Regions from separate parts of the Homo sapiens genome. Here region 2 is linked to region 1. A link is an interaction called in ENCODE POLR2A ChIA-PET data of the cell type or tissue named here. Cell type or tissue: K562. All regions are shown on one strand.

The links. ChIA-PET counts read pairs that join two places held together with the same protein. Peaks named below come from ENCODE experiments on the same cell type or tissue, not always from the same donor. Only the 100,000 strongest peaks of a DNase experiment are listed, where the experiment ranks them.
Region 2: POLR2A ChIA-PET joins it to region 1 with 5 read pairs; 2 of 35 experiments call an interaction of 5 or more read pairs at or near these places.

Annotation. Positions count from the first base shown.
Region 1 is chr6:163,621,702-163,626,701 of GRCh38, forward strand. No RefSeq gene overlaps it. Among named protein-coding and RNA genes, the nearest start is that of QKI, 210 kb to the left of the region's middle. In K562, no CTCF peak of the experiment used is centred here; a DNase peak (open chromatin) is centred at 3,096; H3K27me3 peaks cover 624 bases.
Region 2 is chr6:163,924,194-163,929,193 of GRCh38, forward strand. All of the region lies in intron 4 of LOC105378102 (a long non-coding RNA gene), which reads left to right. Among named protein-coding and RNA genes, the nearest start is that of QKI, 510 kb to the left of the region's middle. In K562, no CTCF peak of the experiment used is centred here; no DNase peak of the experiment used is centred here; H3K27me3 peaks cover 1,189 bases.

The DNA.
Region 1 (5,000 bases):
TCCTCATGCACTTTCGATGCCTCCTTCACACCTCAGAAAGAGATGAGTTCTTTCTTCTCCACCAGGCTAACCCTTCCATGTAGACCATGAATCAAAGCGTTGACCGTCTCTTCTGCACATGGGCTGGCCCTGTCTTTGCTGTGGATTGAATCTCTTGTGCCTTCTCCTTTGCCTCCATTCCCCATACTGGTCCCTTTTCTGGTCCTCACTGCCTCTGACCTGGCTTTGGCAGCAGTTTCTCATCAGGGTGGACCTTCTCCAAGTGCTCCTCCTTCAACCCTTACACACTCTAGCTTTGTCCTTCAAAAGCACTTTTTTTTTTTTTTTTTTTTTGAGACAGAGTCTCACTCTGTTGCCCAGGCTGGAGTGCAGTGGCACGATCTTGGCTCACTGCAACCTCTACCTCCCGGGTTCGAGTGATTCTGTTGCCTTAGCCTCCTGAGTAGCTGGGATTATAGGCGCGCGCCACCATGCCTGGCTAATTTTGTATTTTTAGTAGAGACGGGGTTTCACCACGTTGGCCAGGCTGGTCTTGAACTCTCAACCTCAGGTGATCTGCCCTCCTCAGACTCCCAAAGTGCTGGGATTACAGGCGTGAGCCACCACGCCCAGCCCCAAAGCACAATTTTTGTTAAAGCACTTCCACTCCAAAGGAAAAAAATCAGTTAAAGCCTTACCAGTTACTTATACACAATGGATTCCAAATTCCATAGCCTGCCCTTCATGGGTCTACATAGTCTGAGTTCAATGGGAAACTGCAGCCTTAATTTCCATAATTTCCCCATTTTTACCACAGCCAGTGGAAATGTTTTCTCTTGTTCAGTTGTACCCATGGTTGGAGCCTCATTTTTTATTCATGTGTACGTGCTACGTGACGTGCTTTTTCTCAGCATCCACATACCAGAATATTACTGAACTCCGTAGTGCAGGTGAACAGCCACCTTTTCCTCTAAGCCCATACTCTACCCTCCCTGTGAACAGAGGCCTCTGCCTTCTCTGAATTCATTCAGCCTGTCATGATCTCTTCCTTGTGACCTTTCTTACTTCTTGTGATGTTGTTTGTATACTCATGCCTTATCACGCCTTCTGAACCATAAACTTCTTGGAGGGCATGACCCCAATAGGGTCATCTTTGTGTGTTCAAAGTCCCTTCCCCACAGGAGGGTTTTTTTTTTTTAATTTAACTCAGTATTTTTTCTTATTTATTTATTGTCCATCTAAGAAAATGCCTGTTTCTTAAAAGCATTTAGGGCAACTTGGCCGGGCGCGGTGGCTTACGCTTGTAATCCCAGCAGTTCGGGAGGCCGAGGCGGGCAGATCATGAGGTCAGGAGATTGAGACCATCCTGGCTAACACAGTGAAACCCCGTCTCTACTAAAAATACAAAAAATTAGCCGGGCATCGTGGCAGGCGCCTGTAGTCCCAGCTACTCGGGAGGCTGAGGCAGGAGAATGGCGTGAACCCGGGAGGCGGAGCTCGCAGTGAGCCGACATCACGCCACTGCACTCCAGCCTGGGTGACAGAGCGAGACTCCGTCTCAAAAAAAAAAAAAAGAAGCAGAAAAAAAAAAGCATTTAGGGCAACTTACAATAAAGGCCAAAACACAGGATGAGATTGGTAAAATAAATCCAAAAATCGGAAGGCACAGGAGACAGTGGTGAGAGGTTTGAGCAGACAATTCACACACACAAGGTGTTGAGCTGGCCAAAGGCTCAGGGAAAACCCTCTGCTTCACTAGCAAGCTAAGACACAAAATGAAAGTAGCTGGCTGGGCGTGGTGGCTCACACCTGTAATCCCAGCACTTTGGGAGACTGAGGTGGGCAGATCACCTGAGGCCAGGAGTTCGGGACCAACCTGGCCAACATGGTGAAACCCCGTCTCTACTAAAATACAAAAATTAGCTGGGTGTGGTGGCACATGCCTGTAATTCCAGCTACTCAGGAGGCTGAGGCATGAGAATTGCTTGAACCTGGGAGGCCGAGGTTGCACTGAGCCGAGATCACACCACTGCACTCCATCCTGGATGACAGAGCGAGACTCTATCTCAAAAAAAGAAACAAAAACAAAAACAAACAAACAAAAAACAACGAAAGTAGCCATGTATTCCTATTTTTTAACTATTTTGTGGGCAACCGGTAGAGGAAGATCACAGTCCCCAGTGTGGAAGAAGTTGTAGGAAGTGAACACTTTTATGTACCAGTATTGGTGTTTATGTTTATCATAAACTTCCTGTAGGCTACTTTGTCAATGTTTACAAAAATGTAAATATTGTTGGGTCTAGCAATTTTACCTATTAGAAATATATATATATATAAATTTTTATTTTGAAACGGAGTCTAGCTCTGTTGCCCAGGCTGGAGTGCAATGGCACAATCTTGGTTCACTGCAACGTCTGCCTCCTGGGTTCAAGTGATTCTCCTGCCTCAGCCTCCCGAGTAGCTAGGATTACAGGCACCCACCACCACGCCCAGCTAATTTTTGTATTTTTTTAGTAGAGATGGGGTTTCACTGTGTTGGCCAGGCTGGTCTTAAACTCCTGACCTCATGATCTGCCCACCTCGGCCTCCCAAAGTCCTGGGATTACAAGGGCAAGCCACCGCACCCAGCCACTTCTTAGAAATATTTCTATGGAAATAATTGTGGATAAGCACAGATATTAAGTAACATAATTGAAATATAACTATTTGTCTTTTTTCTTGCGCTGAACACATTTATCCTATTGTCATTGATATAATTATTATTTTTTCATCCCTAATATATGGAGTTTCAAAATGACAATATTAACACTGCAACTAGTGAAAAATAGAGACAGCACTTTGGGATGGCTTTGAAGTGTTTTGGCTTTAGGATATATCCCATTAGGGACATACCATCAGAATATTGTGTTTTAAGGTTATTATAAGAATTATTCTCTGTGTGGATATGACACCAGTTGGATATTCTTTTGATTTCAGTGTTATGAAAGATCACTTTTTAAAAAATTTAATTTTGCTCTTTAAAATTTGAAAAACATGATATGGATTCAAAGCCAGCACTCTTTGGAGAGGTGTCTTCAGTGAGGTCCAACTCCTGTCCTCACTCCTCCCCCATGTCTCCTGGATTCCTACCTCACTCCCCGCCCCTCACCGCCCCCCCCCGCCTTTTTGTTTTTTTGAGACAGAGTCTCGCTCTGTCACTCGGGCTGGAGCGCAGTAGTATGATCTCAGCTCACTGTAACCTCCACCTCCCAGGTTCAAGCAATTCTCGTGCCTCAGCCCCTTAAGTAGCTGGGATTACAGACATGTGCCACCACACCCAGCTCATTTTTTTTGTATTTTTAGTAGAGACAGGGTTTCACCATGTTGCCCAAACTGGTCTCGAACTCCTGAGCTAAGGTGATCTGCCTGCCTTGGCCTCCCAAACTGTTGGGATTACAGACGTGAGCCAGTGCGCCCAGTCTTCCTTTTTTTTTTTTTTTTTCCATAAATGGTAACATCCTGGTAATACTGTCCTCCATCTTCATTTTTCACTTAATCTATCTTGTAGATCACTGCATAGCCATAGAGAGAATTTGCTTTTCCTTTCACAACTACATAGTATTCTGTTGTATCAGGGTTTAATATATTTGACTCCCTATCAATGGACATTTCAGTTAACAGTCTTCATAATCATGGACAGTACCAAGTAAGTGGCCTCGTGAAGGTGTCCTTTTGTGTTTTTGCCAGTGTGCCTGTGGTACAGGCTCCTAGATATGGGACCGATGGATCAAAGAGGTGATGCAGATGTCATTCTGTCAACTCCTGCTGAACCCCCTCTACAGGGGCTGTGTTATCCTTTGCGTTCCCACCAGCAGTGGATGAGTGCCTCTCCCTCCAGCTTTGTCTGCAGTGTGTTGTCAAGCTGTGAGATTTCTGCTAATGTAATTGATGAGAAATGGCACCTCAGTATAGTTTCAACCAGTGGTCCTCTTATTTTTAGCAAAGTTGAGCAGCTTCTCTTCTGTGTCACTTGCGTCTCTTTCTAAGGAACTGTCTCTTCATATGTCTTTCCCATTTTCCTTTAGTCTTAAGGGTCAAAACAATTTAGAGCACGCTTTAGTCTTAAGGGTGAAAACAATTTTCATTCCTGTTTTTTCCTGCTACCTTCTTTGGCTGTGAGGAGATGGTGGGACCCAGGGAATGACATAGCCTATCAAAACAGAAGCCTTACATTTACATAGTTACCAGTTTTATTTAAAGAACTTGGACTTCCTCAACTGTCAATTAGATCTAATGACTGATATTTCATGGTGTCAATCCCTCCAGTCAAAGACGACCAGGAGCACGGTTGACAAGTTGGGTTTTTTCTTGAGGGAGAACACACACCAGTGGGAACATAGGCACTGCAGTAAGTGGGAGTGAGAGAGGACTGATGGGACCTGGGCTTTGGCTGGGTTATTCTAGGGGGCTTGAGAAGGCAGAGCTTTGCTCTGGGCAGGATGCTGCAGGAAGTGGGGGTGATTGCATGACTGAGCATCTTAATAAATCTCTGCAGGAGGGAAGACCAGACCAGGCTAAGGCTATCATTATGTAGAGAATTGGGCGTCACCCATATTAGCCTGGACACAGGAATGCTGGCTATTTTGTGGCCCAGACAATGTCTGTGTTTTGCTTGTGCTGATGGTGCTTAACCATTAGAAACCACCCCCATGGTCCAGTCAGCTCCCACCAGGCCCCACCTCCAACACCGGGGATCACAGTGCAACATGAGATTTGGGTGGGGACACAGAGCCAAACCATATCAGGAATAATCTTGTTCGTGTCTTGATCCATACTGTCACAAAATGGCCTTGTCGGTAAATGTGTGATGTGACATCTTGTGAAATTGTTCAGCAAGAGAACACCAAAGCTCACCAGGCCAGCTCACAGCGGCACCAGCGCCTGGAAGACAGGGCCTGGGCAGCTCTGCTCTTCTCAATGGGCGCCTGCAAGAAAGCCTTGGCCCTGTCCTATTTGTAATGTTGTAGTGCTGAGTGACCTAT
Region 2 (5,000 bases), 300 kb after region 1:
GTGTCGCACGGCGCACACACACAGCAGAATGTGGGTCGAACGTGCCCGGCGGGCTGCAGGCCCAGGAAACCCCCACATTCCCGGCCTGAATTCAGTCCAGAGGAGGCTGGCTGGTGTTTGCTGTTGCATCATGCCTGCAGGAGAGCAAACGAGTCTTCTTTATCTTTTTCTCCTTCCCCTCCTCTTTTCCCCTTTCCTCTCTGTTTCTTCCTCTTCCTCTTCCTTCTCTACTTCTTCCTCCTCCCATTACTCCTCCTCTCCACTCTTTTCTATATCTCCTCGTTTCCTTTAGAGGCTGATCAGTGGCGTTACGCTGAAGAAGGCCTGCTCTGGTGTTGCTCTGTCGGCTTTATTGATATGTACTTAAATCTTACTTTTATTATATCCTAGGGTGGTAGAAGGTACTCAATTATATCCATGAGGTTTCTGCAGCTGTTACATAATTGTTACACGCCCCATCACGCTTTATTGCCAGACAATTGACTGCTTTGGGAGCTGTACCTGTAAGGTATTTAAAAAGTAAGAAATAATGTTATTAATGGTTTCTTGGTAAGAGGCTCAACATCATTTCAAAACAAACTTTGGGCCTTTGTTTTATTTTTTTTCCAACGGAACTGCAGCATCTCTGAGTCTTGTGCAGCTGGCCAATGTGATGGCATTTATAGTGAAGGGTCCATGAATGCTTCATGACGGTGCCTCTCTCCCACTGGTGAATTATGTACATTTATGTGGCGTTAAAGCCCTCAAATGGCCCCGTGGAGGCGTGGATCTCAGGGAGTTGAGGCTGCCTGAAAACGCCTTGCAGGTGGCCTCAGCCAACCCATGGGGCGAGATGTTCCTTTCCCTTTCCAAAGCACACAGCGAAGTAAAAACCAAATACCAATGCGGTTTATGTCCCCTCAAAATTCCTATGTTGAAATCCTTCCCTCAAGGGGATGGTATTAGGAGGTGGGGCCTTTGGGAGCCGCTTAGGTTGTGAGGATGAAGTGAAGCCACCTTAGAAAAGAGGCCCAGGACACGGTGGCTCACACCTGTAATCCCGGTGCTTTGGGAGGCCGAGGCGGGCGGATCACGAGGTCGGGAGTTCAAGACCATCCTGGCCAACATGGTGAACCCTGTCTCTACTAAAAAAAATACAAAAATTAGCTGGGCATGGCGGCACGTGCCTGTAATCCCAGCTACTCGGGAGACTGAGGCAGGAGAATTGCTTGAGCAGGGACCCAGCAGGCAGAGATTGCAGTGAGCCGATATCATGCCACTGCACTCCAGCCTGGGCTACAGAGCAAGACTCCATCTCAAAAAAAAAAAAAAAGAAAAGAAAAGAGGCCCAGGAGAGACCCTCACCCCTCCTGCTAGAGTGAGAAGATAGCTGTCTATGCGTGAACAGCAGGCAAACTGCAGGTGCCTTGGACTTGGACTTCTCAGCCTCCAGAATGGTGAGAAATAAATTTCTGTAGTTATAAACTACCCAGAGTGTGCTGTCTTGTTATACCAGCCTGAAGGGACTAAGACAACCAATCACAACAATGGAGAGCAAAGCAACACCCTTCCTGGGAACATGACGGGGTGTTTCCAATTGTGATGACTAGATTGCAGTTTAAAAGTATATGAATTGAGCCCTCATTTGTGCTTTTATAGTTCTTTATATAGATTTTGACCATTAAACTTATAATCACTTCGTTTGTTTACTTTAAATAGTTTTGGGTTGCCCTTTCTTTATAGCCACCGTGAGCTCTTGGGGTGAAGGATAAGGCCCGAGAGCCACAGTGCTGAAAAGCATGACAAGTACAGGCTCTGGCAGATCCAAGGGCAACTCCAGCTGGTCTGCAGAGTGGCTGTGTGACTTTGGGCAAATTATAGGCCTCTCTGAGACTCTGTCTTTTTCTGTGCAAAATCAGGCCAGTGCCTACTGCATTTGTCTGTGGTAAAGATTCAATAATAGATTTAAACTGCCTACCTCAGAACCCGAAACCAAGTAGGTGCTCAAGAATGGTTAGCTGCGTTAAATTGAATTAAATGCATAATTTGCTTTATTTGGACACAGGCCATTACCAGTTAAATGATTCTAACAACACCAACATAAGATATCAAAACTAAAAATCTTTTCCCTAGAAATAATGTTTCACTTCATCCTGCATTTGAAAATCCTTTATTTTATCCTGTAAGAAATTCTCTCAGAAACCTAATTTATCTAGAATTTCAAGGGCCAAGCTTAATTTCTGTAACCATATAGTTTCGTTCTGCCATAATTATATGTCTTTTAAGAAACATTCCATGAGTTGTCCTTGTAGCCCAAATGTATCCGTTTTTGTTAACTCTGGAAAGTGCAAGTCTAGGGTATTTCACTTTTGGAAACAGGACTTGATACAATGAGCCATGAAGATTTGACATGCTGGGGTTGTGTCTCCTAAGAGAAAATCAACTCTGTAATGTGGTTCCAGACCGAGACGGGAATCACAGCGTGTCCCCTTGAGCTGACAGCATTGTGAGGGGGAGTGTGGGGAGTCAGGAAGGGTTCACCATTAGGCTAGGAGGGGTGGGTTGTTCTCCTGAGAATGGGGCTGCAATGTTTTTGGAAATAAGTGGGCCCCTTGGGCTTGTCTCCTTGGTTTTGTCCAGGCTCAGTGGAGCACTGTTGGCTGGGAGGAAACATGGCCTTCGATGTTGCCCACTTGGCAGTTTCCACCATTGTTGACTCACTTAGGCTGATGGCAGCTGCCTCTGCTGGGAAGGAAGCGTTTTTCCCACAACATATTAAATGCGGCACTGGAGGATGGCTGGCTGGTCCAGGGGCCGGATCTGGCTCTGTTGCTCACAATGATTCTGTTTGGCAAGCGTTTTTAAAAAGCCTTGGTAAGTTCCAGATGGTGACCACTTGCCTCATTTATCCTCCATTTGAAAAATTTCAAAAACTATTCATTTGTTTGCATACCAAGGCAGTACAGAATCTTCTACAGTGGCACTTCGATGGTAAGAATTGGGGTTTTTTTCCTGTGATTCTTTCCTCCGTGTTGTGGTTTATTTAGCAGTGATTGGCTTCTTTGTCTGCTTTTAGAATTGGGTATATGTTTGGATCAGCTGTATGCATTAGGACCCATTGTATGCATTAGTATCAGCTGAATACATTAGGGTCAGTCATATGTATTAGGACCAGCTATATGCATTATGGTCAGCTATATGCCTCAAGGTCTGCTATCTGCATCAGGGTCAGCTATATGCACCAGTTATGTGCATTGAAAACAGTTATATGCGTTACAGTCAGCTCTGTGCATCAAAGTCAGCTGTATGCATCAGGGTCAGGTACATGCATCAGGGTCAGCTCCATGCATCAGGGTCAGCTCCATGCATCAAGGTCAGATATATGCATCAGGGTTGGCTGTGTGCGTCAAAGTCAGCTATATGCATCAGGTTCAGGTATATGCATCAGGGTTAGTATATGCATTAAGGTCAGCTATATGCATCAGGTCAGCTATATGCATTGGGATCAGCTATATGTATCAGGTCGGCTAAATGCATCAGGATGAGCTATATGCATCAGGATCAGTTATATGTACCAGGGTCAGCTATATATGCATCAGGTCAGCTATACGTGTCAGGGTCAACTATATGCATAGGCTCAGCTATATGCATCAGCGTCAGCTATATGCATCAGGGTCGGCTATATGCATCAGGTCAGCTATATGCATCAGGTCAGCTATATGCATTAGGGTCAGCTATATGCATCAGGGTCAGCTATATGCATCGGGTCAACTATATGCATGGGGTCAGCTATATGCATCAGGTCAGCTGTACACCTTAGGGCCATTTATGCACATGAAGGCCAGTGATCTGCATGTCCCTGCTCTTTAATCTGGCAGCTCTTCCCCAGCCAATGATCTATCAATGCCTACCTGAAAAGTGACACCTTCTGTGGGGCAATTTATAATCCCTGCTGCTTTGCTCGATAGTTTGAAACAAAGCTACATATAGGACTTATTTGCATGAAACACATAATGTGGGTGGCCCAACTTTGGGTATTCCTCCCCACCACCTCCACTGAAAGGCCCTAAATCCACATTTGTCACACGCCCACCTGCTATGAGAATACAATTAAATACCAAATTCTATTCAAGTTTATTCTTTTAAAAGCCCCAGAAAAGCTTTAAAACCAGACACCAACAAAGCCAATAAAAAGAAAAGAAAGTTTTATAGTAAACCAGGGAAAAGTATAAAAGAAAAAATATAAAAGAAAAAAATAGGTAAGCAGCATGTTGAAAAGACAGGAAGTCTTTCCAGAAAAGTAAATCAATGTAGAAAAAGGAGTCATTCAGAAAACGTTGACGTATCATAAGAGAAAAATAGTAGGTAAAGAATTAAATTGACAAAAAGTCAATAAGAAATGTGAAAAAAAATCGGTATAAAGCAGCTCACACACAATGCAGAATTGGAGGTTTCCATTGCTAAAGAAGCCTTGCTCTGACTGAACAGCAGCCCAAAATCAAGGCCAGGGGTTCCTATGCTTCCAGGATGCCAAATGCTCCCCTAGGAATGTGATCATTCAGATTGGGTTCTAAAGCTGAAGGGCTTTACTGCTTTTCTAATTTACTAGAAATACACAAATACAACTAAGGAAAGTGAGAGAGAGATCGCTTTTTGAAGGCAAATTCCTTTTCTCTCATCCCTAGCTCTGCTGGCCAGAGCACAGGTTGAATCTCAAGAGGACCCTGAACTCTAGCAGGAGAGCCTAGAGCAGGTCTCTGAGTTTCTTACAGAGCCGTATGGAGCTGCTACTGTTTCCAAAGGGGTTTCAGTTCTCTCCAAGCATCCTGACTATATGACCACGAGCTACTGCTTAACAAACAGCTGCGGTGGGCTTGGAAGGCATGGGTTCCTGATGCAGGCCTCTAGAAGGTTCCAGTGAGGTCCTGATGGGCCCCCTACAGCATCCTCATGGTCATGCTGTGTTCTTGTCTCGAGCAAGGAACCACTGCCATTATGGCAGGGGGCACCACTTATGACAT